3 separate regions of the Mus musculus genome follow, and regions 2 and 3 are each linked to region 1. A link is a loop called in an ENCODE intact Hi-C map of the cell type or tissue named here. Cell type or tissue: heart. All regions are shown on one strand. Links, peaks and the distances in the headings refer to the core of each region. The heading gives the core; the rest is flanking DNA. Region 1 holds the start of Gm46977. Region 2 has its middle 48 kb from the start of Gm46977. Region 3 holds the start of LOC118027456 (a long non-coding RNA gene).

Evidence for each region. Peaks named below come from ENCODE experiments on the same cell type or tissue, not always from the same donor. Only the 100,000 strongest peaks of a DNase experiment are listed, where the experiment ranks them.
Region 2: it touches region 1 in a loop (6-fold over the local background); 6 of 42 quality-filtered maps call a loop at or near these places.
Region 3: a loop joins it to region 1, with 4 times the contacts of the local background. A loop is called at or near these places in 4 of 42 quality-filtered maps.

Annotation. Positions count from the first base shown.
Region 1 is chr6:134,029,566-134,039,872 of GRCm38, forward strand. Gm46977 reads right to left here and starts at 5,747. Exons shown (of 4, transcript XR_001785383.2): 1 at 5,477-5,747. Etv6 (ets variant 6) reads left to right here and starts at 6,135. Exons shown (of 8, transcript NM_007961.4): 1 at 6,135-6,573. The coding sequence starts at 6,541. In heart, for the core only: CTCF peaks have their summits at 5,789 and 7,736; DNase peaks (open chromatin) are centred at 5,036, 5,746, 5,996 and 6,416; H3K4me3 peaks cover 4,276 bases; H3K27ac peaks cover 4,299 bases.
Region 2 is chr6:133,982,106-133,992,412 of GRCm38, forward strand. No RefSeq gene overlaps it. Among named protein-coding and RNA genes, the nearest start is that of Gm46977, 48 kb to the right of the region's middle. In heart, for the core only: a CTCF peak has its summit at 4,229; a DNase peak (open chromatin) is centred at 3,036; H3K27ac peaks cover 284 bases.
Region 3 is chr6:134,236,021-134,246,327 of GRCm38, forward strand. All of the region lies in intron 4 of Etv6 (ets variant 6), which reads left to right. LOC118027456 (a long non-coding RNA gene) reads right to left here and starts at 7,699. Exons shown (of 4, transcript NR_169154.1): 1 at 7,307-7,699; 2 at 5,839-5,946; 3 at 3,099-3,162. Gm17089 (predicted gene 17089) reads right to left here. Exons shown (of 2, transcript NR_169155.1): 2 at 9,714-10,307. In heart, for the core only: a CTCF peak has its summit at 5,180 (motif pointing left); a DNase peak (open chromatin) is centred at 7,811; H3K27ac peaks cover 2,796 bases.

The DNA.
Region 1 (10,307 bases), core at 837-8,836:
ACCATCCCTAACTACAGTCATAGTTACAGGTAAACAAAACACAGTATTTGAGATTCAGAGAATCATGTCATGTATTCCAACGGTTCTATCATCAAAGTAATAAAAGAAGAAAGAGACAGAGAGAATGGGCAGATAAAGTATTCAAAGAGGTAATAAATGAGACATTTCTAAAAATGAATAGTAAATTATTAACCTACAGTTCCATACGTTGCAGCCAGCATCAATCAGAATATTGCAAGACAACTATATCATAGCCAAAATTCTGAACCAAATTTAAGGAAGGGATCTTTAGATCAGCTTCAGAAAATAACACACCACATACCGTGTGCCAAATACAAACTATTAAGTTTATTTTTACCAAACTAATATTTATTTCTGCTGTACTCATGAAAGAAAGAAAATGGGACCAACTTAGATTAGATGTGCATCAATACAGTATTGTAAAATGTGATACATATATTCAGTGGGATTTTATTTTTAGGTTTATTTATCTGTTTGTATATGGGTGTTTCTGCCTGCATGTTTGTAAGTGCATCATGTGCATGTGGAAGGCCCATGAGTGTCAGAGGACGGTGTTGAATCCCCTGTAACTGAAGTTATAGTTATGAGCTTGTCATGTGGGTTCTGGGAGTCGAATCTGGGTCCCCTCTGAGAATAGTGAGCATTCTTACTGTTCAAGCCATCTTTACAGCCTGTATACAGTGGGAACTTATTCAAAGGATATAAAGAAGAGTGAGATAATATTTCGGGTAAATAGACAGATCTGGAAAGCACAATATTAAATGAGGTGACTCAAACACAGAGACACAAAACTGCATGTTCTCTCTTGTATGGGAATCCCAGCCTGTAAAATATATAAATTAATATGAATAATGGAAAATCGTAAAAATAATCTAGAAAGGAAACGAAGAGAGGGTTGAGAAATAGGTAGTGTGGAGTGATGGGGGGGGTGGGAAACACATGGATGTGAAGGGAAAAAAGAAACAGGAGCAGGTTACAAGGGGAGAAACAGGGTAGCTGGGGCTGGGCAGTGAGGAAGAGAAACATGAAAATACACTTGCTTGCGGAGGAAATAGGAGACAGGAGAAGAACAGCACATTCGAGTTGTCAAGAAGGGGCCTGGAGGGTGGCTCAGAGGTTGTGAGCATTGATTGCTCTTCCAGAAGATCTGGGTTCAATTCCCAGGGTCCACTTGGTGTCTTATAAGGGTATGTAACTCCAGACTCAGGGAATCCAATGCTCTTTTCTAGCCTGAATAGGCACTTACATACAGGCAAAACACTCATACCATACATATGAAAAGGGAAATATAAAGAAGAAAGCTAAAAGGGAAGATGATCAACCAATGCCATGCTTATGTACAGTGAGAATATTCTTCAAAAATGAATGTGAAGTAAACGCAGACTCAAGAAGACCAAGGCTGACGGACTTCATCACCAACAGCCATGGAAGAAATGCTTGACGGCAAAGGGAAGTGGTATGAGATGGAAAGACAGGTCTGCATGAAATAATAATGAAATGTAAATAAAGAAAATACCCAATAAAAATAAATCAATAAAAGTGCTATGCCTTTAAGAGGCATGGTTTTTGCTTACATTTTAAAAAAGAAAAGAAAAAGGCAGAAAAGAGAAATATTTGTACAAATTAAAGAGAGATGTAGTTTCACATCCTCATCATATGCAATTGTTATTCATTTTCACACATTAAAATGTACAGTACATTTTACAACCGCAGAAGCAAAATATAAGACTACAATATCACAGAGGATAGGGGATGGATAGAAGCAATTATGCAATTATTAATTTCTTATATGTATAGCCTTTTTATTTTTTATTTTTTTGGTTTTTCAAGACAAGGTTTCTCTGTGTAGCTAAGGCTCTCCTGGAACTCACTCTGTAGACCAGGCTGGCCTTGAATTTAGAAATCTCCCTGCCTCTGCCTCCCAAGTGCTGGGATTAAAGGCGTGCGCCACCACTGCCTGACACTTATATGTATATTCTTAACAGAGTAACATCACTTTTGTTTGTTTGCTTGCTTTTGTGTCTTGAGGCAGTGTCTCACTTTGTTGTCCTGGCCTGGAACTCTCTATGTCAACAGGGCTGGCATTGAACTCATCAAGATTGGCCTTCCTCTGTCTCCCAATGGTGGGATTAGAGGCTTGAATCACCACATTAGGCCACAGTTACTTTATATGAAGAAAGATGGTAATAATTTAAGATGTAAACTGAGGGCTGGTGAAATGGCTCAACAGGTAAAGTCACTTACCTGAAATCTGGAGACCTGAGTTTGGTGCCAGGGTCTAAATAAACAAAGGTAGGAGAGACCCGATTCTGCAGAGTTGTCCTCTGACCTCCACATACGCATTGTACCATGTGTGTGGCCACATTCACACACATGCATAATAAGAGACATAACAGTAGCCACGGTATAGCTATGAAGTAGCAATGGAGTCATTTTATGGTTGGGGGATCACCACAGCATGAGGAACTGTATTGAAAGGTCTCAGCATTAGCAAGGCCGAGAACCACTGATCTAGTCGGTGAATGGAAACATGAAAGTGTCCAGTGTAACCACAAGAAGCCAGAAAACAGGGAGGACTAGAGACATGAAAGCCATGTCACAAGGAAAGGACGGATAAAGTGAGTTTCCCACATCAGCCATCCCCGGACAATGAATGTCTTTGGAAATTTGCTTCTGCTACAAACCTGAAAATCTTTTGTCATGAGTTCAAGCTAAAAACCTCAAGGTAAATGGAACTTACAAGCAAGATGTATACCGGAGTAAAATCATTTTAACACAACTAACCTCGCTTCCAGGACAAATAATGATGAGCTGTTTCTCACACCTCCCCCACGCTGTCAACAGTTAAAACATTCCAGCCTGGGTTTGCGGACTGTGTATTTGTCTGAACTCAAGCTACAGTCCCAAGAGGGTTTTTAAAAACGTGTCAGTGGAAATGCAAAGGATATTTCCATATTCAAAATCCATTTGCCTGCCACTGAGTGTCCGTCTAATTCCAACTGAATGTGGCTAATTTGCATGCTCGAGGGGGGGCTATTGTGAGACGCTGTAGAGTTCTGATAGAATTTTAAAAATGACTTCAAAGTACTGAAGCTCAAGTGAAATCATTCACTTATGGGTTGCCATGAAAACGTGATGGCACCTGTAGAGGTGGAAAGACACTTCAGAACTGAACCCGTGGATTCCCATTGAAAGGTAGCACTAAAGAAGGCAGGCAAGGTGATGGGTGCCAGTCATCCCATCACTCAGGAGGGGAGGGAAGGCTGGAGCACCAGGAGCTTTAGGTCATTCTCTGTGGTGTAGATTAGGGGCCAGCCTGGCTACAAGAATGAGCAATACTTGCTTTGAATCTCAGGTCAATAAAAGTTATTCCCCACAAAGAGAACTCCATTCCTTTAACAGACCTGAACTAAAAATACTCTTCAAAGTATGTGGACTTCCCTGCCCTCTTATTATATAGATATTTAAACAGAGTCCTCAATTTTGTCATTTGGCCCATAAAGCTGCAAGTATTTACCAAAGGGCAGCCAACTGTGGTGTAAATGTAGCGTTTGCTAAAGCTGCTACTGTGTACTTGGCTTTGCAACCACACACACTCTACCTCAAAGTGGCACCTCTATGAGTCACTAGGAGAAGGACATGTCAGGAATGGAAGTTGGAAGTTAATTCAGTCGTGAGCTTAAGCAATCAGCATAGCTAACACAAATTAACACATAAAATATGGAATGTTTTGCTACAGAAACTCTTGGTAGAAGAGGTCCCCAATACCACAGGGTGGCTTTCCTCAGTTCCAGTTACCCACAGTCAGTCATGGACATGGAAATTTTCAGAGACAGTAGTATGTTTTATTAGCTCTTATTATAGTATAATTGTTTTGGTCTATTAATAATTATGGTTAGTCCCTTACTGTGCCCAGTTTGCTATATCTATGTATGTATGTATGTATGTATAAGACTATATATAGGAATACTGTGTATGTGTGTAGTGTCTGGCTTCAAGCCCACAGATAAAGGAAAGGCCATTGTGAACATCCTCATATGTATGAGAATCTTATTACATAGGCGCTACCCCTTCCCATCTCATAAGTGCTGAGAAGTTATCGGAGACCCTACAGTTAGATCAGTGATGTAAGGGTGCCTAAGACTTAACGCAGCAAAAGTCCATCAGATCCAATGTCTGCAAACATCAGTTAAGAGACGCAAAGGGAAACCAAAAATTGTTTAGCTGGGAATGGATGCTCAGTAGGAGAGCACTAGACTAGAACACATGAGGTCTAGGTTCAATCTCCAGGGCTGTAAACAAAGAAATGGATGTTTAAGCACCCGCTGCCCCTTAAAAGGGGCATAGTGCATAGTGGCCCGGGTTCGGGAGAATTTTTTTGCTTCAAGTCAAGGCCAACTTGGACTACAAACTTAAGAAAATTTAAAAACCAACTGGCTGGGTGTGGTGGTTCACGCCTTTAATCTCAGCACTGGGAGGCAGATAGACCAGGCTTCAAGGCTAGTCTCATCCACATTGTCAGACCCTGTCTCAAAACAAACACAACCACAGGAACACAACGAAAATTCCCAGTAAGAAACAACAGCAAAAAAGCTTCAAGAACACGGGAGCAAAGGTAGGTACTCGTGAGAGATAAGAATGGGTAAATGCAGTCCGGTTGGGACCTAGCATAAACAAGACTAAGTTCTTTTGGTGAATATGGCTACTAGATGACAAAACGGGTTGTGGTACCTTGGAGGTTCCCTCCAAGAACATTACTGTTATCAGCAACGGGGTGCGTTCCCAGCCTGACTCTTGGAAAATTTCATTTAGAGTGTCCTAATATGAGTATGTATGAACAGAAGTTCTGTTTATGAAAGTCTGAGCACGTTTTTACGACGCTGAAAAGTGTGCAGGAAATAAATAAATACATAAGAAAGATCAGAGGCAGAACTAGTTCCAGGCCAGCCTGAAAGAGTTCCAGGACAGTCAGGGTTACATTGAGAGATTTTACTTCAAAACAATACTGCTTCCTCCCACCCCCACGCCTCCTTCCCAAGAAACTACAGAGGTGGGAATACAGAGGTGAGTCTGGGAAACCCTCAGCAGGGAAGATGAGTATAATGCATTCATACACGCATACATTTGTGTTTATTTTACCGTCAAAGCACAAAATGGAAGTGCATCAAGCTCTTCGTTATATATCCACATATTAAACCTGTATAGACTAGAGGGTTAGAATTTAAACACCATCTTCTGCGGTGGGCATTTTAAGAGATTATAAATAGCAATAAAAATAGAGTGATCGGAACGCTGGTGCTCAAGGCTAGCGCCTCAGCCCCAGGATTCTGGCAGCCCCTCCTCTGCAGGACCCCGGGCTGTCCCCTCCGCCAATGACCGAGCCCGAGGAGCGGCCCAGGGGAGGGCTAAGATCTGCTGGAACGCGCCCTGTCAACTTTGTAGTCCAGTCACCTACGTCGGTTGGTAGCGGCCGCTGTGGCTTTAAATGGCCGGGGGATTTCGAATCGGGGAAGGCGGGAGGTCAGGCCGTGGGGCGCCCCCGTCGCGGGGAGCACCCCCGCTCGCCGCGTCCCTGCGCCGGAGCGCGACCGCGCGGCTTTGTCTCCAGCGTCGCGCCCTGCACTTCCCCGTGCGCAGCCTGTAACCCGAGCTCCCATTTCCTGGTGGATTCTCTTAAAGCGGCCGCGGTCGCCGCGCAGAACAAAGGCCATTGTCTCGCTTCCTCCTGCGGCGCCGCGTCCTTCCCGGAAAGCCCCTTCCTAGACTGCGGTCCCCAGGCTGCATTTGCGCCTCTGGGAGTGCACAGAAAAGCCCCTACTGTGCGTGGCCCAGGTCCTCCTGAGGCGCAGCCAGGGGAGTCGGGAGAGAGATGAACCAGGCTTGCTGGTCCTTGGGCCACGCTGCAAGGTTCCCCAAAGGCGTCCTCCGCCTCGGGGCGGCCCAGTGGGCATCCCGCGCCCCTCCCCCGCACGCCTTTTGATTTCTCCGCGGCCCGCGGTAACCCGAGCTTTTATTTCCTGGTGGCTCCTTTAAGAGGCAGAGCCGGGTGCTGGGAATTCACGTCAGTTTCTGCCCTGAAACTCTCAAGATCAATGAGCAGAGAGCTTTCTCAGTTCTGCCTTTCAGTTTCTCTCTTCCAGGAAGGAAAACATTCGAGAAAGAGAGAGGGAGGGAGGGAGCGAGGGAGCGAGAGAGCGAGCGAGCGAGCGCCGCGGGAGGGCGGGCGCGCCGGCCGCGGGTGGGAGGAGACACGCCAGGCCGGCCTGCTGCGCCCGGGTCGCCGCGCCGCGACCCGCACACCCCACGCCGTGCTCGCCGGCTCCTACGCCCCCGCACCTCGCGCCCAATCCGCGCGTTGAGAAGAGCCCCCCCTCCCCCTCGGGCGGCCGCCGCCAGCGATGCTGCAAGAAACTTCTTAAACGACCGCATCCCGCTGCCCCGCCGAGCGTTTCTGGGTTGGGGAGAGGAAAGGAAAGTGGAAAAAAACTGAGAACTTCCTGATCCCTTTCGCTGTGAGACATGTCTGAGACTCCTGCTCAGTCTAGCATTAAGGTAACGATCGGATTCCCCTCCTTCCTCCGCTGGGCGATCGGAACCCCCTTACCCCGGGGCTGCTGGTGCAGTTGCTAGGCTGGCGGGGAATTATTTGGGGCGCGAGGGAAAAGGAGATGCAGCTCGCGGCCGCGCTGTACCCTTTAGTGTAACCTTGCTGCACCCCTCTCCGCCGAGATCCTCTTGGGCTCCTGCCTCCCCCCCCCACTCCCTTTCTTTCTTTCCTTTTTTTAATAGTATAGAATAGAGTTTATTTAGGGCAAGGGGAGGGGAGTCAAGAGGGTAGTTGTGGCAGAAAAAAGCAGAGAGAGGGAGAGAGTAGAGAAGTAGAGGCAGGCCATGAACACGTGGAGAGAGAGGGAAGGGAATAGGGAAGGTAGGGGGAAGGTAATAGCCCAAGAGGACAAGAGAGAAAGAGAGCCCCACTCCCTTTCTTTTTGACAATGTAATGCCGCTCTCAATTGGTAGGAGGAACCCGGGTTGTCTTCAGATCTGTAGAGCACCTCCGTAATTAGTGCGCTTAAAAATAAGAAAGGAAAAAGAAAAACCCTTTCTCTTTATTCCTACGCATAACGTGAGACTGAATTGTAACTTTTGTTCCCAAGGGGTGGTCTCTAGGGAAAAAGTTCTAGGGGCTCCACTAGGATGCTCTCTCTCTCTCTCTCTCTCTCTCTCTCTCTCTCTCTCTTTACGCCCCTCCTCCCCCCCCCCCCCCCGTTCTATCACACAAGAATTTTACCCTCTCTTCTCTTCTGATTGTGATTGCAAGTCCTAAGACAGTCTTGGTGTCAGCTTTTCCTGGGCATTGCACAATGAAAAAAAAAATTAAACCAAGGTGAATAAAGTTGCTGAATAGTTGTTTTACGCTAGTGCATATGAAAGTTGAGCAATCTGAAAGTAGAAAACTCCTGTGATGAAGGGTGGAAAAGAAGTAGCTAAGCAAAATGACCTTCTCTGACAGTCCAAGCTGGTGTGGAAAAGCTGCAGTCTTGGAGCTCCCTGACCTGCTCTAAGTTCAAGAGGGATATTTGCAAACAGCCTTTGCCTCCAGGTAGTCGCATGTGCATGTATATACACAGTCTGTCTATATAGGCTGAGGTGCTGTAGTTAGTTGCTTTTAAAAAGTTGTTGTGAAGTTTGCCACCATTGGGAGGCAGGATGGTTTGACTGTCTACCTCAGTTATTTTTCCCATGCTGCGTTTATTTCAAGGTTCTGCCAGTCACCAGGAGGCAAGCTGTTCTGCTCAATGGGCAGGGCTGAAGTTTCTCAAGTTTTCTAATGGTTTGGCCTATTTAATATGTGCCCCTTGCATGGATGTTGGGGAAACAATGGGCAACTAGCCTGTTTTCTTCTCTGGGGCGGTGACAGCGGTTCATCTAGGATCTATGGGAGGGAAAGGTATTTTGTCACTGCCTTAACTAGTTTTTCATAATTAGAATCAGACCTTGGTGTTTCTTATCAGGAATGACGGTCATGGGTTCGAAGTCAGGCTGCCGAGGACTTCGAAGGTGCATTGGTGTCTCTGTTTTGTGCCTCACAGGAGAGCCCAGAAGAACTTTTTGGTCTTTTGTGTTGGTGAATATCTGGGGTAGGCTTTGGAGCAGCGGGGAGTGCTTCCCTGAAGAATTTAGGATACTGAGATACTTTTTCCTTTGCAATATAAATTAGATTCTTCATCGAGTTCAGGGGGAAAAAAGTCTTGTCCTATAGATAATCTGATTTACTTCACACTTCATAACAAAAACAGAGGCAACTGAATAATAGGGTATTAGAATGGTGAACTGTATTTGGCTCCATGGCAGTAAACCTGACAGCAGACAAATCTGGACCAGTGGTAGAGCAACAGCTTCCAGTTGAAAAAAAAAAAAAAAACGGCACAGTGGGGTCACAGTGGTGGTCTACCCCGTGACTTCTCCCACCTCTTCTAAACCGACTGCATTCCTGCTGCCCTGATGGGCTCACGGTTGATGCTGGGATCAGGGAGTGCGCCTCTGTTGAACCGCTTGTTTCACTGCATCCCAATGGAAAGAAGAGCTAACACATGTGAGAAACCAAGCCCCCATCGGAACACATCCTCAAGTGTGATAGGGAAGTGGTGTGCACTCCGCGCAATGTCAATTTTTTTCCTTGTTGTCTTAGGTTGTTTATTTTATTTTATTTTTTTAAACTTTGGTTCTGGGGATGGAACACAGAACTGTTTATTATACGGGCTAGCTGTAACCCAGCCCTTCCCGGCTTTCTGGGTACCTCCTTTATTTTTTATTTTATCAATGTCTTTTATTTTTACATGTGTCTTCCAAATGTATTCTCCGCCACCTATTCGAGTAACATTTTTTTGTTGTTGTTGTTTTTTTGGATTGTTATCTGTGGAGACAATCTGTGAATGTGTGCCTAGGCCATTGGTGTTTTTAGGTCTGTGTGTGCATGAAAATTCTCACCATGGAGCTGCTTGCGTTTATCCTGTTCCATAATAAACTGTGGAGATCAAGAAGAACCAGGATTAGTTCAGATCATCTGAAAATGCTTCAGTGAGTGATGTGTGCTTCATTTAGTCCTTGGGATGTGGCACTGTGATGGCGAAAGGGAGGGAGAGACAGAGACAGAGACAGAGACAGAGACAGAAACAGAAACAGAGGAGAAAAAAAAAGATGTTTACTAGCAAGTCCCAAGCAAGTTGCTTGCTTCTAGGGACAGCACTTGAGTCCAGTAGGTGATAAACTTTTTCTTGGGGTGAAGGATGCGAGTGAGTCTTTGAAGGAGGAGCGGATGCTATGTTGTACTAAAGGCACGAAGGCCGCCTTTGAGGAGAGATTTCTCTCACTCCTCCCTATCTGCTCTCCTGCAGCACAAACAGCTGGTCAGCGGCAGTAAATTCCTCAGCCACTGGTGAGGTGGAGGCCACAGGAGCCTGGCCAGAGGCAGCCATGGGGGGCGGGGTAGTACTTTGTTTACTTTTGAGCCCTTGTCTGTTCTGTTAAGGAAAAGACCAGAGTCAGACCGGGGTGGAGTTTCCAAGGTGAAAGTTTCTGAATTGGTCAATCAGTGACACCTCTAAAGACCATTTGATTGTAAGGTGTCTGACAGGAGAGCAGGGAAGAGCCTTGTTTGACACTCTTGTAAAAGAGAAGCTCTCCCTGCTAGGCTGGGGTCACCCAGAGTGACATGGAGCCTTGTTAGTTGTCCGTAGTAGCCCTTCTGCCAGTGCTGTGGCATTCTTCTCTCTATTCCTCGCCGGTTGGGGCTGGTTGACCATCTCTCTATAAGAGGTCAGGTATTGTTTTGTCTTGTGTTTTCCCCCAGAAGATCGGTCTTGTCACAGGACAAAGGCAAATAGGTTGGCTTTTCCACTGTCAGCCTTCACCTTCAAGTAACCTGTGCAGTTTTAAATCCAGCCAAGTTACAGCGGAAAGTGGTTGTGGCCCAGCGGACACAGGCCTTTTGCAAGGCTTGGCACAGACAGACCTTCTATTGGCTGATGTGATCCGGCACGCAAAAGCTAGTGGTACGATGTCCCTGGCCATTCTTTTCCTGTTTGCCTTATCAGCTCACATTTATAATAGGATGAAATTCTCATTAAAAAAAAATGTTTTCTGGAGACTTCTGGATGCCTCATATTCCTTCGGGCTAGCGAGGGCGGGCGATCTTGGTGCCGTAGCTTCTTACCTGGCATCTGGTGCAGAAACATTTCTGTCATGTTTGCTGACTCCAAGTGAGGTACAGAGGAGGTGGGTGC
Region 2 (10,307 bases), core at 848-8,847, 47 kb before region 1:
CTGTATTCAATATAATATATTATAATATAATAGACTTTTGTCATTGTAACAAAAACATTTCACAGAAACAACTTGAGGAAACAAGGTTTTACTTTGCCTCATGGTTTCACGCTTAAATATGAAGATTCTTGAGATTCAGTTATTGGAGGGAACAATAGGACGTACTCATGAATGGTCAACAGTAAGATCAGAAAGAAGGCAAAGCTATCAGGCTTCAATGAAAACATTACAACCATCCTTGGATGGATGCAGGAGGGGAACTCAGATAAAGAGGTTTTGGTCTAGGGAAGGCTGGCCTGTAGGGACAGCCAGAGCAACTTCTTTGGAAGAAATGTGTATAGAAGTTGGAGAGACGGCTCAGTGGTTAAGAGCACTTGCTGCTCTTGCAGAGGACCTACGGTCAATTCTCAGCACCCATGTAGCTCAGAACCGTAACTCTAGTTCCAGGGGACCTGGTGCTCTCTTCTGGCCTTTGTAGACACTGTACACATGTGGTACCCAGACGTATATGCAGGCAAATCACCCGTACACATAAAATCAAAGTAAAACAAAACATCTACCCAAGATTTAATGCAGGATAAGGCAAAATGTAAAGATATCCCTTGTAATTATTTTAGATGAAAGCTTTGGAAATCCCAGCAAGCTTGGCTTGGCCACCCATCCTAATATACCAATTAAAGAAATAAACAATGATAAAGAAATTGGGAAGATTTATTCAATGTAACCACAGCACTAATAGTACAAATAAAGGAGTCTCATGACCCCCAAACTGTCTTTGCCGTACAAGTACCAGTACTGGACTTCAAAATAGGCAGACAGGGAGGAGAGAGGCAAGCATAATCAAGCAGTCCTGACCTAGGTGTGGTCTCCTGGGTCATTGTCTCAGCTCTAGTCCTGAAAGGGGCTTTGAAGAAGCCCTGATTGCCTCATGGAGGCAAGCTGGTCCTCGGGGAGATGATGACATCTGCTCTGGAGTGGAGCCTTACCCCCATGGACATCAGCCTTCATGTGGGTGGAGGTGACTGATCTGACCTGTAGAGTTCTGCTGGTCTAAGAATCCAACGTGACTCCAGAAGGAAGGCTAAGGAGGATGGCTCATCTCTATGTAGTCAGCAACAGCAAAATAGGTAGGCAGACAGACAGACAAAATAAAGGCAGAAATACGGGCTTTCATCCCACTTAGTTAACAAGTAGGGCGCCAGTGCAGCTGGTTAGTAAAGGCTGCTCCTGAATCCCTGTTCACTTTGGCTTTCTTGCCATTTTAAGCAGCTCCATCCATTGCTTATTTTTAGCATTTGTTTCTTTGCCTGGGATTCTGAGCCTTAAGTTTTTGTAAATTACTATGATGTGGAATTCAAGTGTCTTAGTCCATTTTCTGTTGCTAAAACTTCCTTAAAGAGAGGTCTGATTGGTTCAGTCCTGCAGGCTGCATTGAGTGACACCCTCCCCCCCTTTTTGGCCTTAGCTGAAGCCCTTCCTCTACATCATAACAGGGCAGAAGGTGTCATGATGCGGAGGAGGGAATTACACAGTCAGAGAGGAAGTAAAGAGACATGGAGGAGATGGGCTTGTTCTTTTTATGACAACTTGCTGTCAAGGTTACAAACAGGAGTTCCACAAAAGTGCATTAATCCCTTCAAATCCCTCAGAGCCCCAACCACCTCCCACCTCTGAAGATTCCATCACCTCAACACTGCAATGTTAGGGAACCCAGCAGATGGCTCTCTGAGAGACATGCTTAAAGCCAATCCAGTCTATAGGAATATGCAAGACAGAAATTTGCCTCCAAACAAGGAGCCATAAGAGAAGGTTTCCTCTGAAGGAATGACCCATCCATCTGTGAGACCTGACTGTGCATCCCAGGGTCAGCCATGCGAGGAAGCACACATTCCTAGCAGATGTGTGGATCAGGCTGGGAGCAGAACGTTCAGGCCGGAGGTGGGAAAGAATGTGTGCCTCTTCCTAGCAGGAACTCGAGAGTCATGGAACTTTAGACGTGTCAATAATGTAAAAATCCCATCCTGGAGTGAGAAAAATGACTCTGTGAGTAGTAATTGGTGTGTAAGAAGGATGAGGACCAAAGGTCAGATCCACAGCACCTAGGTAAAAAGCTGGGCATAGGCACACACGCATCTTTAACCCTAGCACGGTGAGGGACAGCGCATGCATGCACACAGACAGACATACACACACACATACACAGACACATAGACACACACACACGGAGAGACGCACACACTCAGAGACACAGACACACACACAGACACCATCTCATCTAATTTACACAAACAGCAGCTAAGGATTAACCCTGACCCACAAGTGACATGTGTCTTGTTTGATTCATAATTTAAAATAAGTGTAACCTTTAAAATTACAGGAGTTTGCTTATGTCATTTTATTTTAGAGGCAGGGGCTTGCTCTTTAACCAAGGCTGGCCTTGTACTCACACTCCTCTTGCCTCGGCTTCCTACATCCTGGGATAACAGACATATATTACCCCATCAGCTATCCTTTTCCTCAGGGCTTTCAACTGGAAGTCAGGATGGAGCAAGCACCTGTCCTCTCTCTCTGTGGTGGCTTTGTCCTTCCTGGGATAGAACTATTCACTTTTTTTTAAAAATCAGGTTCTTGATAACTTTTGAAAATTGGACAGTCTGTCTGCCCTGGGTGACCAACACGTCCCTGTAGCAGTAACCAGAGCTGAGGGGGTGGGGTGGGGGTGGGTTATGCTCTTTGAATACTGCTTTTGTGCTCAGACTTTCCCACAGTCCCTGGCTGGCCTGCTTCAGTGCTTCCCTGAACCCGCCTGGACTCTGCCTTTGAGTTTCCAGCTGGTGCTGGACCAACCTGTTCGTTTTTCCCAGATAAGAAAGAGATGCCCAGAGAACCAGGGGACTTGCCCATCTGTGCTGCTCTTTCTAACGTCGATCAGAGCTTGGTGCCGTTTCTGCACAGTCCTTCCCCCGTCTCAGACCTTTTCCCTTAAATGGCGAGATTAGCTCAGCAAAGGAAATGGATTTGGAGCATAAGCGCACACTCGAAGGAAATTATGGGAAGGGCAGGAAAAGGCAAAGGTGAGAGAACTGGGAGCGAGATTTAGAGGCTGGCTCTCGGGAGGCTTCGGTGGAAGTTATTAATGAGAGGAAACGGAAGGAAGAGAGTGAGGGGTTGCGTGTAATAAGGACAAACGAGAAAAGCACAAGAGAAGAGCTAAGGTCAGATGAGGAGAAAGAATTAAGCCCTGAAATTGTCTGCTTCCAGAGAGATATCATGGGAACCCCTGAGGGACACTGGCGAGAATAAACTCCAAAATAAAAACGGATCTGGAAAAAAGAGAGAGATTTTTTTTCTTAAGATTTTTTTTATCTTGGTGTGAAAAAAAGAAAAATAGAAGGCTGGAGAGATGGCTAGTTATTTATGCTTGCTGTACAATCATGAGGACCCGTGTAAACGGCCAGGTATCCTATAGTTCACGTTTACGCGTAGCAAAGAGTGAGACAGAGACAGAAAGATCACTAAGACTTCCTGTTTTCCAGCCTCGCTGAGAAGATGCAAATCCCTGGTTCAGCATGAGAAGACCCTGACGCTGAGAAGATGCAAGCCTTCTCCTGCTGCTTCAGCAGGAGACCCTGACTCAAAGGAGTAGGGGAAAAGCTAAAAGAACACCAGGTTCCTTCTTCCGGCTTACACATGCATGCATAGCTGTGTGCACGTGTGTGTGTGTGTGTGTGTGTGTCCTCCCCACAACACACACAAATAAATACATATAAATAAGGAAATATTTTTCTTCTTTTATAGCACATCGGGAGAAATGGCTCAGAGATTAAGGGCACTTCCTGCTTTCCAGGAGGACCGGAGTTCGCTTCCCAGCCCCCATATCAGGGGTTTCACAACTGTGTTAGCTCTAGCTCCATGAGATCTGCCCCCCTTCTTCTGGCCTCTCAGGGCATCTGTACAGGCACACTGATACATACATAAAAATAAAAATAAAAATAAAGTAATTTTTAAAAAATGGTGAGGGGAGGAAGCTTTTCAGGGCTTCCTGAGAAATTACTAATGGAAGGAAATAAAACTATTCTCTGAGTGAATAAGCCTCCAGAAATGAACAACCACCACAACAACAAAGGGGATTCAAGCTGAAACTGAAACAAACCTACTATAGATTGGATAAAAAGTGCCACCACCACCACCACCACCAAAGGCTGATGATGTATAGTAGGCCGGGTCCCCAGCTGGTGGTGCTGTTGGGAAATTCTGGACATCTCAGGAGGCAGAAGGTTGCTCCCTAGAAGGTCACTGGGAGCATGGCCTTGGGATCTGTATCTTGTTCTGAGTCCCTTCTGCCTCCGTTCTGACCACCACCAGACCAACAATCCTCTTCTTTTAATCCTGTGGGGTGTGTGTGTGTGTGTGTGTGTGTGTGTGTGTGTGTGTGTGTGTGTGTGTGTTTGTGTAACCAACTGTTGGTGTTAGACGACAACCTCTGTGATTCAGTTCTGTCCTTCCATCATGTGTTATAGAGATTGCACTCAGGGCAACAGACACACAGCAAGTATTTTTACCAGCTCATCCACCTCAGCAGCCTTAGCATTGGTTCTTCTTCTTCTTCTTCCTCCTCCTCCTCCTCCTCTTCTTCCTCCTCTTCCTTTTCCTCCTCTCCTTCTTCCTCATCTTCTTCTTGTTCTCCCTCCTCCTCTCTCTCTCTCCTTTTCTCCTTTTAAAGATCTGTTTACTTTTTACCTCTGTGTGTGTCTGGGGGTAAAGAGTATGTCAACTTGAGTGCAGGTGCCCTGGAAAGCCAGAGGCACTGGATGCCCCTGGAGCTGGAGTTAACAGGCCATCCAGTGTAGGTCCTGGGAATCAAATTCAGGTTATCTGAAAGAGCATTCTGCTGATAACCAGCAAACCATCTCTCCAGCACCCAACTTTGCTTCTTCCTGCCTCCTTTCCAGGATGCTCAGCCTCACCACAACTCAGAAACAATGGAGCCCATGTGCCAGGGACTGAAACCTGAAAGCAAGCACCTAAGTAAATCTCTCTTCCCCTTAGTACTGAGTTCTATCAGGTACATGATAATAGGTAGGGTGGTCATTTTGAATTAATGATAATTAACAACCCTCGGGGACAGTAAAAGCTAGTTGGGAGGAATTTCCTAACTGTCTAAATTTGTAAAGAAGATGCACATTCAGGACATCACCTCTGTAAAGGAAGAGAGATGCTCACAGACAATTCCCTCTGGAAGCCACATATGCATAACAAGACAACAATACCACCCTCTTCCACCTCCACCCCAGTACTGGCCTCCTTCTCCCAGAGGCCTAGAACCACTTCCCCTTTGTTTAGTTCAAAATGCTGCAGTAGCCTTCATCCCCCATGCCTCTTTTCTTCCCATGTCTTGGGAAACTCTGCTAAGTACGGAGGTGCATAGTTAAACTGTTAATTCTCTTATTAGTCTGTCTTTTTTGAAGCCTGGGTCTTTAGGGAAGAGGCAGCACTTTCTTACTGAAGTCAGCATCCTGGATTTCTATCTGTCGAGTCCAGGTGAATATGTATGCTGTGTCTTTTCCCTTCCAAATTCCATCTAGAGGGAAACTTTTGTAAGACTTGGTTGTTCCTGGTGCCTAGATGTGGTGGTTAAGTATTCTGAGCACTGGTCCTTAGCCTCCCAGAAAGCCCTTCTTTTCCTTTGCTCCTGTTTCTTCTGTCCTTTTAAAAATAATAATAATTAATAATAATAACACCAACAACAATGACCAGAATACTCATGGGTTAAAATGCAGACATACTCCAAAGCCTGTTCAAGCCAGTCTCACAAACTGGGGATTTCATGGGTAGGATCATGGCATGTCTGTTTAGACTATCTTTGCTGTGGGATACCAGTTAAAATACACACACACACACACACACACACCCCTTGGATGAGATCTTCCTTTTATCTTTTGTTGTGAAAGTTTGGCAGAGTAACCGCCACAGTCTCTCGGAACCAGTCTAGTTTCTGCTGGCTGAGCGGGCTTGAGTTGTCGTAAGTCAGGTGGTGAGCGGGCAGGCGAGGCACCCCAGACACAGGGTGCTCAGGTAGCATTTCCTTTGTGTAAGTGTGTCAGCTGCCGCTGGAGTTTGCTTTAATAAGGAGCCCCGCCCATAGGGGGGCTCTGCTGTCTGCTTGTGTTGCTTTGTTTGTCCTGGAAACAGTCGGGTCCCTGTACCCAGTCACCCAGATCAGTGGATCTGAAACTCCTGAGGGAGACTAGAGTTTTCTTACTTCTTGTTGGCCATAACAGTCTTTGCTGCCTACCTTATTTTTAATTGAATTAAATTTAAATTATTTTTTTAACAATTTCACATACTTTATACACTGATCAGTCACCTCTCTCTCCTGCCTCCCACCACTGTCCACTCTCTCTCTTCCCCAGAATCATCTCTCTCTCTCTCTCTCTCTCTCTCTCTCTCTCTCTCTCTCTCTCTCTCTCCCTCTCCCTCTCCCTCTCCCTCTCCCTCTCCCTCTCCCTCTCCCTCTCTCTCAAGTTCACATCTTTTAGTTTTGTTTCGTGACCCATGCAGATTAACCAGAGACATCTGTGTGGCTGTGGATTTAGAGCGAGCCATTGGAGCCTGATGGGCTGGGCAGTGGGTTCAGAACTAGAGACAATGATTCCTGCTTTCTTGGAATCTCTGAACAGCCAGTATTTCAGAGGCGGGGGGTGGGGGGGGGTGGGGGTGGGCTCCACCTTCCTTGACTGTTGATAGGACTGGTCCTCTGGGCCAGTGAAGGTAACCACAGATGACTTGAGATACAGTAGCTGTACTGAGTCTAAAGAAGCACATTTCGTAGCTCTTTACCGTATCTTCTAGCCTTTCAACTCTTCCCATTCTCTCTGCTAAATCGTTCCCTGAGCCTTAAAGATGGAGTAACTGACTTGCTTAAGGCAAGGCCTTCATCTGCATCTGACCTGCCATCATCTCTGCATTGCCACTGTTCCTTGTCAGGGAAGGTTCTGTGATTCAGCCTGGGAACCACTTACTTCTGTGTGCTGGTCCACGTATAGGTACGTAGAAGGCGGTTGGCTGCTATGTCAGTGTCATTAGCAATTACAACTCAGCTTCCCATGGGAGGGGGCAGCAGTCATCTTTATTCCCGGCACTCTGAAGGCAAGCCAGGGAGATCTCTAAATTCCAACCCAACTTGGTCTACAGTGTGAGTTCCACTCACAGCCAGAACTACAGGTGAAACCCTGTCTTGAAAACAAACAAAACAAACAAACAAACAAAAACTCTCAGCTTCCCTCAGGGGCCTACTTCCTCCCGAGGTCCGCCTAAACCTTTCCGTCATTCCACAGTCTTCCTATCTTTCTTTTTATCTATGTATTACTATCTCATCTCCCTTAAGGCAGCCCTTCCCCCTGTTCACTTCCTCCTTTCCTGGCTTTGCACAGGGGATGCATTAGAGATTGCATCCTAAAGAGTTGAAGCACATCTCACTTGAAGAGAGAACATGAGGCATTTATTTGTCCTTAGGGCCCACAATGACCACAATTAGAATAATGTTTCCAATTCTATCCACTTACTGTTATTGTTTGTTTTGAGACAGGGTCTGATTCTATAGCCTAGGGTGGTCTCAAACTCCCTAGATAGGGGAGAGAGGATGACTGTGACCTCCTGGTCGTCCTGCCCCCATCTCCCATGTGCTGGGATCATATGTGTGTGCTACCACATGCAGTCAGGAGTTATTAGTTTCTCCTTGGCAGCAACTCTGGGTCTCAGGAAAGGGGAAGTTTCCATTGTAGGTTTTATGGAGCCATGCCTTGGATCCAGGGCTGTCAACAGAAAGGCTTATTGGCTTAAAATGGCCCTCTAACAGGGAAGCCTTGAGAAATTTGGACTTCTAAATCTAAAAGCGTTTTCTTTTTCAAAACACCTTCATCTTAAAACAAACGTTCAGTTGGTATCTGTGATAAAATACATTTAAAGAAAAAAGTTATAGCCATTTATAAGTATACTTAATAAGAGACTGGCGAGATGGCTCAAAGACTAAGGATCTTGCATTGCTCTTGCAGGAGACCCCTGTTAGATTCCCAGGGCCAGCATGGTAGCAGCTCGCATCCCCAGGGGACCCAGTGCTCTCTTCTGGCCTGACCTGGCATCAAACGCCAGTGATGTACAAACGCATGCAGGCCAAACACTCATATACATGAAAGTAAGGGTTATTTTTTGAAACAACTGAATAAGTGAAAAATTTCACAAATATTGATAAAACATTTCAGGTGTCGTTGAGGAGGTGACCCAGTTTCATCTGCCAAAACCACAATTTGTCTTTCTACTTTATAGGAATCAGTGAGTTTTTTTTTTATTGTACATGATTTATGGATAAATTTTTAAATGTAGGCTATGGATTTTTATTTCAATCTGTCTATATAATTGTGCATACCTTTGTTTATATAACTTAGGTTTTGATTTTCTGTTGTCTCTACATGAAAATCCCAAAACTCCATGGAGTTGATTCAGACAGAAAAAAAAAATGTTTATATAAATTAAGTATTCCTAAAACTCAAAAAAAAAAAAAAAACTGTGGTTAATTTTCTACACACAATATTTTGGTATATTCATATAGTCATTGACAATTTTTTGTTTGGTTGGTTTTTTTGTTTGTTTGTTTTTTGCTTTTTGTTTTTGTTGTTTGAGACAGGGTTTCTCCGTGTAGTCCAGCTATCCTGGAAGTCACTCTGTAGACCAGGCTGGCCTTGAACTCAGAAATCCACCTGCCTCTGCCTCCCAAATGCTGGGATTAAAGGCGTGCACCACCACTGCCTATTTACTTTATTTTAATTATGTGTGACCTTGTAGGGGTGTGTCCCAGGCTTGCTTCTAATTTGTTACATACTCAAGGATGACACTAATTTTCAGTCCTCTTGCCTTCATTCCCTAGTTCTGGACTCACAATGATGATCTCCACGTCCAGTTTCTATGGCGCTAGGTGTCTAACCCAGAGCTTAGAGCATGTTAGGCAAGAATCCACAAATTGAGCTATGTTCCAGATTCTCACTCTGTTGCCCAGGCTGGCCATGAATTTGTGAGAATCTTCCCGTCTCAGCTTCCCATGTGCTGAGATTACGGGTACGAGTCAGCACACACAATGCACAACAAGGCCTCTCTCTCTCTCTCTCTCTCTCTCTCTCTCTCTCTCTCTCTCTCTCTCTCTCTCTCTCTCTCTCCCTCCCTCCCTCCCTCCCTCCCTCCTTCTTTCCTCTTTCCTTCCGTCCCTCCCTCTCTCCTAAACTTTGAACTGAGTCTGAGATTCCCCAGAGAACATCTGAAAACCCTGAATGGCTTTTCTCTTTCACTCTGAAGAGCAAATATTAAACCAATCAAGCATTTGATGTACTAAAACGTGAGTGGAACACTGTCAACTCAGAAGTGATGCTTGCCAGGTATGGGACACACTTCCATAGTCCAAGCACCAAGAAAGCTGAGGCAGGAAGATGATGAACGATTTTAAGCCTAGACTACAAAGCCCCATCTCAACGGCAGTCATCATCACAACAGTGACACTTCGCTTTTCCATCTCAATACACAAAGATGCTATCAGCACAGGTGGGTATGAAATTAATGTTTCAGTCTTTCCTACTCATGATCTGCCCTGGTATAATGTTATTATTAGCGAATAGAGTTACTATTGTAAGATGGCTTATGTGACAGAAATAACCATTTTCTTTGTTAACTGTGCTATAATGAACTCTTTTTTGGTTCTTAATTGTGGCTATTTTTAAATCTCTGTCACTCAGTGGCAGACATTGTCTTTCTCTGACTCCCTTCAGAAGGCTTTGGAGCAAGCAGCTGCAACAAGCACGCTGTATCTCCAGTTGGACTCATGAGGAAGACTCTCGCAAGGGTCTTGATGTAAGCGCATCGCATCACATCGGAGCATTGTGCCATTTGGTGAAACTTTCTGCAATGCTAATGATGAAACTGATGGATTCGTAGATCAGCCCGGAGTAAACTGGTGAGAACTGAGAGGCTTTGCATCGATTGACGGGCTCTGGAATCGCCTTGGAGACAAGTCTAGATGGACAGGCTCTGGAATCGCCTTGCAGACAAATCTAGATTTGATTAACTGAGATGGGAAGACCCATCCCAAATACAGGTAGCCCAATTCCATCAGCTGGAGTCCCCAGTGGAATGAAAACTTGAAGGTGAGCTGAGTGCAGACATTCATCGCTCTCTGCTTGTCCGCAGCAAGGGCAATTGAGCAGCCACATCCGACTCCAGACCCCATGCCTGCCCAGCTACAGCAGGTGTACCTCCAAACTGTG
Region 3 (10,307 bases), core at 1,348-9,347, 210 kb after region 1:
TGAGTTAAAGCTGAGTGTCTCTTATCAAAATTCTTGGGACCAGAAGGGGTTTGCATTTCAGGCGTTACAATATTTACATACTACACACAAACACGCGCATACGATATGTCAGAATGGGACCGAAAACTAGCCATGAGATTCATTTGTTTTATATATACCTTATATACATGATCTGGAGATGATAGTAGGTTGGTGGGTATATAGAAGAAGGGAGGCAGTGGAACCCATGATGCTGGCACATGCACAAGACCCAGAAGGCAAAACTGGTCTTCAGAAAATGTGGACCAGCAAATGGTCGTAAAGGACAGCTAGCTTGTTAGATGTGATTGTGGTGGCAGCTTAAGTCTCTGGTTTCCAAAGTCAGCCGCCTTAATATCCCATGGAGATGAAAGTATCTCAGATTGCCACTCTTGCCAAAGAAAGGCCCTGTCCCCAAGATGTACATGCACTTGACACTGGTCCCCTAAAAGCTCCTTAAGTAAGCTGCCAGTCTGGGCTGAAATCCAAGTGGGGCTGGCTCTGCAGAGTGACCTCTATAGGCGAGTTCAGACGTAGTCTTGTAAGGAGAAAGAAGGAGATCTCTGTTTCTCTGATGCTCTCCCCATACACCTGCCCCCTCTCAGTTAAATTCTTCAGTTTCACTCTTTCCTGAGGTAGTGAGAGGTAGTCATTTTTAATCCCACCTTTGGACACATACCTGCTCCCCTCTCCCTTCCACACCCCCCCCCCAATGCACACACGCACTGATGAGTGTTTCTGTGGTGGTTGGTGAAGTGTTTCCCTCCCCCTCCCCCGCTCTCATGCACACACACACACACACACACATTGATTGATGAGTGTTGTTTTTGTGGTGGTTTGGTGAAGTGTTGAGAGGACAGGGGCTCTCCTGGCAGCTTTCTGTCATGAGGTACATGTGAAATTCTCCCGCCATACTGAGGAATTCCACACATCAAAACACAGTCCCATTTTTCCTGCAGTTAGTAAGTGGAACAGCCCAGAACGTAGATGGCAGTCTCCCCTTTCGGGGTTGGGGGAGGGGGTAAAGGGGGGAACAGGAAGGGGACGTGCATTCTGATTTGGCCCACTGGAGTTTCCTTTGTGTGGTCTCGCTCTTGAGGGGAACATTGCTCCTCCCATCACTACCAAACCCAGGTTTCTAAGGAACCACCTTGGAACCATATACAGGTTTGGTGAAATAACTAAAGCTAGGCGTGTGACATTGAGTCCTGCCTGCTATATGTCAGCCCTCCTAAGCTCTGAAGTGTTCAAATTATCCAGTCTTCACAAACATCCTTAAAACAAGTTATAGTATCCTAGATTTATAGATGAGGAAAGAGAGACTAAGCAATTAAGGGGCAAAATGGAGGGTTTTGTATGTGCATGTGTGCTTTTGTGTGTGTGTGTGTGTGTGTGTGTGTACACAGGCATGCATGTAGAAGCCAGGGGTTGATGTCATGTGTCTTCTTCAATCACTCTAGCTTTGATATTGAGGCACAGTTTCTCACTTGAACCCAAAGCTAACCAATCCACCCAGCTTGCTTCAGGGAGCCTCTGTCTCAGCCTCCTACTTGCTGGGATTAAGGGTGGGCTACCACAACCACCCAGCATCACAGTGAGTGCTGCAGTCTGAGCTCTGGTCCTCACACTTTCATGCCAAGGGCTTTTTACTTGCTGAGTCCTATCTCCCAACACACAGAGCTAAAATTTAAATCTAGGTGAGGTTCACAACAGACCAGAGTGTTCTTCTCGTGGTTTTTTGGTAAGTTTTCAGGGTTCATGAAGCCTGAAAATAGAGGAAATGGTTGGAAAGTGATAGAGTTCCATAGAGATTATGATATTAAGGCAATTTCTAGGACCCTACGAGGGCACAGTGGCTCTGGTGACCCTTTGTACAATCAAATGTGAACAACAAAATGTCAAAGAGAATTTTGCAGAGGTCTTTTAGTCCATGACCTATTCCATTTCTCTGAATCAACATCTCGGTAGCACAGGCTGGCCTCTAGATCACCATGTAGTAAAGTAGGCAAGGTTTTCCTACATCTCCCTCTCCAGAGCTGGGATGTTAGAACATCCCCGTGCTGGGTTTTATGTGGTACCCGAGGGCAGAGCCCAGGGCTTTGTGGCCTGGTGGGCAAGCACTCTAACATCCAAGCTACATTCCAACCCTGGTTCATGATTTTAAAAGCGTACTCAAAACTGGAAGGAATAAACCTTCTGGGTGGCTGGTTTTCCCAGGATGAGTAGACTTGGCATGGGGAAGACCTCCCGGCCAGTGGGTGGATAAGGTCTGAATCAGATGCTGAGGTGGACGTGGAAGCCGGTGCCTCTGTGTAGCTCCCTTTTGGAAGCCAGGCCTTCCCTACAGTTGCCTCAGAAGCACCACAGAGAGAGAGAGAGAGAGAGAGAGAGAGAGAGAGAGCTTTTATCTGCCCCTGGCCATGGCCTTTACTGATTATGGAAAGAAAAAAAAAACCACTCGATTCTCTAGTCTTACTGGAATAGTATTGATAAATGAAGTGTCAAAGATGCCACCAACTACGATATGACATCTTTGTTGCATATTTTAACTGTGCAATGCGTGAAGGAGCCAGAGAGCACCATGAACATGTGACAGGCCAACTATGTTCAAGGGCATTCTGACTCCCCAGTTTATCTGCACTGTATCCCTGGGCAAGTTAGTTCCTCCGTGTGTCAGAGAAGGAAAATAGCAGTCCCTGCCTTGGACCATGCAAGAAAGAAACGGATTACTGTGAGAAGTGTTCCAGGAAAAGCACCTGTCAGGAGGCACCCAGTAAATGTCACCCGTCGTCATTATTTGGCACGGCTTCCCGTTACTTAGTTAAGTTTTTAATCATCCTTTTCTTGTAAACTCTTAATTGTGATAAAATATGTATAAGCCTTATACCCTGGTCTGTGTTTCAGTACACTTGAGTGGGGTTGAGTAACTCCAACTTGGAGTGAAAGGGTCCTTTTCTTTTTTCTTTGCTTCCAGTTCCATGTTTCTTAAACTTCATCTTTGGAACCTGTGCTTGGCTCAGGTGTCAGATTTGTGCCTCCCATGCATATTAAAGGCCCATCACCTCTCCTAGGACACCTACCTCTCTAGACTCCACCATCTCTTTCAGAACTGCTCTGGGAACTGTGTCAGTCTTCATTGTTGGCCTGTTTGGCAGTGAATACATGTTGCATCCTGGGACCTGGGGGGTGCTAGGTATCGTCGTCCCCCACCCCCACCCCCAGAACCTTCTGTGAATCTCTGGCTGTCTCATCTTACATTTAGTATAAGATCTACCTCTCCATGCTGTGATTCTAAAAGCTGGTGGCAGGTCATCAGAGGTCCCTGGAGAATAAGAGCAGGCCTGATCTACACTTCCTGCCCCCAACTAAATGATGACAAAATGGAGGCAAAGGCCCTTCCTTCCTGTTTCAGGGCCATGGCTGACTTGCCCTTGTCCTTTCTGACCGCCATCCCTCCTCAGCAGATGCTAGCCACAGCAAAGGAAGGCACCCGACAGTACACATAGTCCCTTGCTATCTCCCACCAGCCCTCAATCTTCTTCCTCTCTCCTGTGGTCTGAGCAATGCATTTAGGTCTGGGATGAGTCTAGCCTCTTCAGCCAAAAGTTTCATGGGTGGGAGATTCCTATATGCATGAGTAACTCCAGAGAAAGGCAGGAAGTCTCCACGAAACGTTGGGGAAATCTAGCCAGGCTCTTGGAGATCAGGCTCTGGAATTAGCGGATTTCAACTCCAAAGAAGGAAGTTCTCTGCTGAAGGGCTGTTGATTGGCTGTCCCCCATGCTAAGACTCTTTCTTCAGTCTTAGCTCTGTGCTGCCCTCTCCCCAGTCTCTGATAGCTGTTGATAAATTTTCCCACAAGTCTAGTTGGATCATTTCTGATTCTGCCCCTTAGGATCTCCTCTTTTTTAAAGACAGGGTCTCATATAACCCAAGCTGGCCTCAAACTCGCTATTGTAGCCAGGGATTGCCATGAATACAGCTATCCACCCCCATCCCTCACTTATTTAATTTTGGGGATCAAGCCCAGGACTGTGTGCATATTGGGCAAGCACTCCTCAACTAAACTCCCTCTGAGCTCCCCTTGGTTTATTTGAGGAGTTATTTTATTTTGTGCGCATGAGTGTTTTGCCTGCATATTGGGTATATGTATACCCAATGCCTGCAGATCCCCTCAGAACTGGAGTTACAGATGGTTGTGAACCCTGTGGGTGCTGAGAACCGAACACGTGTCCCCTGCAGAAGTAGCAAGGGCTCTTAACCACTGAGCCGTCTCCAGCTGGCACCCTACTCCTGCACCCTTGGTTCCTTACATCGCTTCTTTCGGCTGCTGTGTTGAAACCTAGAGAGGCCTCTCGACTCCACCACTGAGTGTGTCTGCAAATGTGTGCATGATCTATGCTGGCCCACTGGAGGAGACAGCCCACTTGCAGGCAGCATCTGCCTGGCCTGAGGGAAGATGAGTGAACCGTTTTTTTTGTTTCCTTCAGCCCATGTTACCAAATGCTTATGAAAAGCCCAGAGTTCGTTGTTATTGAACTATTCCCTCCAACCAGAGGTATTTACTTCTTTAGGCCCTAAAGGGGAAGTCAGTGGAGGTGGCTAGGTAAAAGGTCAGTAGATGGTCTCTGACCAAGCGGAAACTGAACCTTGAAGAAAAGCAATTGGGGACAGGGAAGTGTAGCATTCTGCTAGGCTGCTATAACGAACATCAACACCAGGCAGCTGTAGACACAGCACTTCAGTATGCCCTGCTCTGGAAGCCCATGGTCAGGGTTGGTTTCCATGAAAGCTGAGGGAAGGACCAGGTCTAAGAGTCAGTCTTAGCTACAGAGGTCTGGTGAGCAGTTAATCTGTAGTGTTGCTTGTCTTGGAGGTCCTGCCTTGCCTTTGGCGTAGCATTCCTCCTGTGTGTCCATGTCCGCAACCTCCTTTTTATAAGGGTACCAGTCATATTGAATAATAAGATATTCTGTTTCCCCTCTGTTGCTGTGACAAGCACCATGGCCTAAAACCCTGGGACTGGAGAGATGGCTCATTGATTAAGAAACCTTGCTGTTCTTCCAGAGGACCCACCAAATTCAGTTCCCAGTCCCCATGTGGCAGATAACAACTGTCTGTAACACCCATTCCAGAGGATCCAGTGCCCCCTTCTGGCTTCCGTAGGCATTGCGTGTATGTGGTTCACAGGCAGGCATGCAGTCAGAACACCCATACACATAAAATTTTCGAATAAATAAAAATAACCACTGAGAGGAGAAAAGAGTTTGTTATCAGCTAACAGGTTACATTTCCATCACTGAAAGAAGTCATAGCCGGAACTTGATGCAAAAAGCATGGCAAGGCAGTCACATGGAGCCTCTGCCATCAGACAGCTCTGTGGAGCCTCTGCCATCAGACAGCTCTGTGGAGCCTCTGCCATCAGACAGCTCTGTGGAGACTGTGCCATCAGACAGCTCTGTGGAGCCTCTGCCATCAGACAGCTCTGTGGAGACTGTGCCATCAGACAGCTCTGTGTATACTGTGCCATGCACTTTGCTCACTTTTCTGGGTTAGAACTAAGAGCGCTACTTTTCTTTTTAACTTCTCTTTATACCTTTTTTGGTTACTGATCCAAGGGCTAAGCATGTTTTCTCTGGTATTCTGAAGCCCTCTCGAAGCCACACGAGTGCTTATTGCCCTCCCTTGCAAATGGCAGCTTTCCTTCCTTCCCCTCTCCATCCCCCTTCTCCTGGCAGCTGCCAAGATTTATAGCTAGCCTACCCAGTTTTTTTCACTAAACTTGGCCTATTTTTCTTTCACAAAAAGAAGAAGACAAACCGTGGAGGTGTGCTTATTGCTGGTTTTCTCGCAGGCTCACACCTGGCTTTCTTATATAGCCCAGGATCATCTGACCAGGGAATGGTGCTGCCCACAGTGGGCTGGAACCTGTAACACATAAAATGGCTTCCTCTTAACTAATTATGTCCTCAAGGATCTCCTTTTCATAAAGGCCACCTTCTGGGAGCCTGGAAGTTAAAACATACGAACTTGGTAGTGGGAAGGCACAGTTGGGAACCCAATAATAGGGCTAAGAGGACATGATGTGTGTGTATGAAATATACTTCCACCTCATGAATGTTTCACTGGAGCCTTTTGTTTGGCTCTTTTACAAAACTACCGAGGTGTGGTTCTCTCTGGAATCCTGTGAAACACAGTGCCCTGAGGCTGGTGAGTCCCCTGACTCGTTTCATGGAACCTGGGGATGATGCAGGGTGACATGTAATGTTGACATGAGATATATGTTGACATGGGATATATGATCGTGAGATGTTTGCCATAACCTTTTTGGACTTCCTCATTGTTTATTTGTGACTGAATTGGGGCGTTTGGATGAATTCAAGTAAAAATGATAGAAAGAGGAGAATCAGGAATTCAAGGTCATTGTTAACTATGTAGTGACTTCGAGGTTAGACTGGTCTACATGGGATTCTATATTGGTTACTTTTCTCATCGCTATGGCAAGATGGCAAACAAAAACATGTTAAAGGGAAAGCCTTTTTGGCTCACACTGTGAAGGCACAGTCCATTGTGGTGTCCAAAGCACGTTGGCAGGAGGGTGAAGCAGCCGATATGGTTAAATCCATAGTCGGAGCTGAGAGACATGAAGACTGATGCTTAGCTTGCTTCTGTGTCATTGTGTCCGTAATCCCAGCCCATTGGATGGAGCTGCCCACCATTCAGAGTCTTCCTCTTAACAAAATCCGTACTGAGAACACCCTTAAACATACCTAGAGGTATGTTTGCATAGTGATTTCATATCCTATGAAGTTGACAATCAAGACTAGCCATCACAGACCCGGTCTCACACACATATGAGTGGGAGTTGAGGGTGGAGCTAATAAATGATAGGAAAGCCAATAAGACTCTTCTCATCGAAGATCTGCTTTACATTTGGTTCAAAGAATGGGTCCTCTGTGTCTGAAGACACTTACAAAGACAAAGCTCTGTGCTCAGAAAGCACACAGTCAGCCAGAGTGAATGGTCCTTACTGGGCTTAGGGTTTCTCCTCCTGTGCCTCAGTGCCCACGCTCATTCTATGTAGTTCTGCCTCCCTCTTCCCTGTGCATTCCCCTCCCCTATCAAGACCTTCAGAACCAGGGTGGCATGGACAGTTTCCCAGTTTTCCAGTTGAGCAACTTACCAAGCACAAACATCAAGGCCACCCCCTCCCCCACACCCCCCTCCAAAAAAAAAAAGACAACCTGAGACAGAAGACTCCCACATCTGAGGGATTTCACGCACTCACTGTCCAAAAGCAGTGTGTTTCCTGTGTCCAGAGCTCCTCTGCCTGCCGGCCCTGGCCTCTTAAGTTTCCACACTCGGCTGCCAACTTAGAATAACAGAGCAACAGGCAGCAGGGCAGGATCAGAGCCTACTCCATTCCTGGGTGCAAGCTTTGTACTGAGACAAAGCTTGGAAGGTCTTGTTGCAGACCTTTCGGTTGTGCCCAGACCACCAGGAGCCGGGAATTAAATACCCTCAGATCCACTTGTCTGCCATTAATGTTATCAGCTTCATCAAATGCTTCCTCTTTCAGTGGTGTCTGCAGAGAAATAAATAAATCAAGCTCTTCCACATCTTGTTCCTGCCCAGGATCCAAAGTCTGAAGTCCACTCTGAGTTGAATTATCTGGAGCACTGTCTCCCTCCTTCATTGTTCCCGAAGACCTGGGCAGGAACGAGAGTGAAATCTCCCCAGGACATTACATCAGTTCCTCTTTTCCCCTTGGCATGAAAGTGCTTCCTCTCAGAGCCCTCCCTGACTTCCCAACCCTTGTAAGGCTTGCCCCAACTACCCACCCACACCCCAGCCTTGAAGCCAAGACATCAAAGAGAGCCTGCAGGTAACCAGATTATCGGCCAACGCCTGCGTCTGTGTTGTAATTTAGAAGACGGGAAATGGATTCCGGAGATGGGATATTTTTCTAGTGCAAGGTCCCCATGATCCTTAACAGTCTTTCAAGAAAAGAGGGGCATCTTTTAAGCAAAGAGTGACATTTAGAAAATATTTGTAACCCAGAATGAAACTGTCCCGAGTAATTGCTTTCCAGTGACCTTGCACTGAGAAATAAAAAGGAACCACGGTCAGTTTGTCTTTTATGGATGGCAAAATTTAGGTCCATTTTAGCTACAAAAAGAACAGTCAGTGCCCTAGAAGGAATATGAGCCAAGTGGCATGTGCCATTCCAACCTCTGTCTAGGCAACACAGATCAGGACTTCTAAAAGAAACTTTTATGCAGACACAGTGGCTCATGCCTACAATCCTAGCACTTGGGAGACTGGGGCAAGGCAATTCCTTTGAGTTAGGATTGCTGCAGCGTAAGACCCTGTCTCTCAAAAGAAAAGAACGAACAACACTTTCCTAACAGAAACTATCCATCCCCTATAGAGAAGAAGAGGACTCATTAAGAAAGCTCCATGTGGCCACCATCACTCTCAAGACCCTGTGGCCACCAAACTGTTCCCTCCGTACCCCACCTGGCTCTTTTTCACCTCCCCAGAGTATCATTTCATCCATAAATACTTCTGGATAGGCCTACAAAGATAAAGACTGCTTATAAAATGAGAGCCACATAAGCCAGTGTTCCAGCTCCACACCAGTAAACGCCTCTGCCTGCGCTTTCAGTGGTCACCTGCTGGAAAAAAAAAAAAAAAACATATACAGTGTGAAGCAAAGTCTTAGAAAGGGCCTCAAGGTTGCAGGTGGTTGGTGGATCTCCCCCGCTCCCTCTTTAAAAGCAAGCAGTCATAACTGAACAACTGCATGGTGCATGTTGGCTGGCTTTGACTGTCTCTTAGAAGAGGATTGGATCCAAGGTTGAGATTTGGGTTGGGGGTGCAGGGTGGCAGTGGTGGTGGTGGTGGTGGTGATCGTGGTAGGTTGGTTGGTTGTTTTTTTGTTCCCCCAGATTTTGGAATGTTGACTTATGGTGAGACAGATTGGTGATAAGTCCCAAGTCTAAACATGAGTTCTCTTTGTATTTCATATATACACTACATTTGTAGCCTGCAGGGAATCTGATGGGATGTTTTTCAGTTGTTTTGTTGATGAAACAAATGTCACAGTGTGGTGTTTTCCACTGGCAGCATTATATAGACACACTCAGCAAGTTTCAGATTGCGGGGGGGGGGGGAAGGGGGGGAAGAGTTCAATGAGCAATGATTATGCTTATCCTGACCTTCTCTCGCCCACCCCATACCGGTAGCCTTCAGGATTCACACCCCACACACTCTGATTTTTGAGACAAGTTCTCACTGTGAGACCCAGGCTGGCCTTAAATTCACCATGTAATCCAAGCTGGCCTGAAGCTCCTGACAGTCTTCCTGCCTCAGCCTCCCAAATGCGAAAATTACAGGCTTACACCACCACACTCTGCCCAAGACTGTCCTTGACTTACGACTTTAAGCGGACTTGCTTTCAAGCGCCTGTGTGCGGTTCCATTGTATGTAACCTGCTTGGGTTTGCTGAGCTTCTGGAATTTTCTAGTTTCTTGCTCATATTGTGTCTCTACTTACTTAAACTTGACCATTATCTCTTTCCTTTCCCCTCCCACTCTTCCCTTGTACACTTTAGACAGATTTGATTAGTTAATGTCATAATTTGTTTTTAATTTGCTCTCTCATCTCCAATATGCTATTAAGTCCGTCCAGTCTACTCTTTCATTTCGTTTATTGTACTTTTTGGTTCTAGAATCTTCATTTTTGTTTTCTAAGTTTCTGTTTTGATAGTTCCTGTATGTCATTACTTATTATTACTGTGGTGTCCCTGAAATGCTAACAGCTTCCTTAAATTCCTTTAAAGTCTCTTTAGCTAATCCCATCATTACCACAGAATCTGTTTCTGTTGGTGGCCTTTTAATAACAGGTCACATCTTCTGTGTCTAGAAAAAGCTGTGTTGAGGCTGAACTTTACAGTCAGCACGTTGAAAGAGACTCCGGGTTGTATTCTATTCCTGTGAAGAGTGTTGACCCTTTCGCTTGCAGGCAGTTGATCTATTAACCAGTCACTTTTATCATGTAGCAGCTGGTTTACATTTTTTTCTGGGGCAAATCTGTCTCAGCTTTGCCTTTAGCCCTCAGTAAGGACCCTTTGTAGTGTAACACAGGGCTTTCTACACTAACATGTGGCCATGCTGGAGTGTTGACAGAGCCTTTTAACTTAGTGAGTCTCTAGCTCTGACCTGTTTCTCTACTACAGTGGTCAGGAGCCCAGACTTCTGTTTGTACCTCTCAGCCACACAACCCCT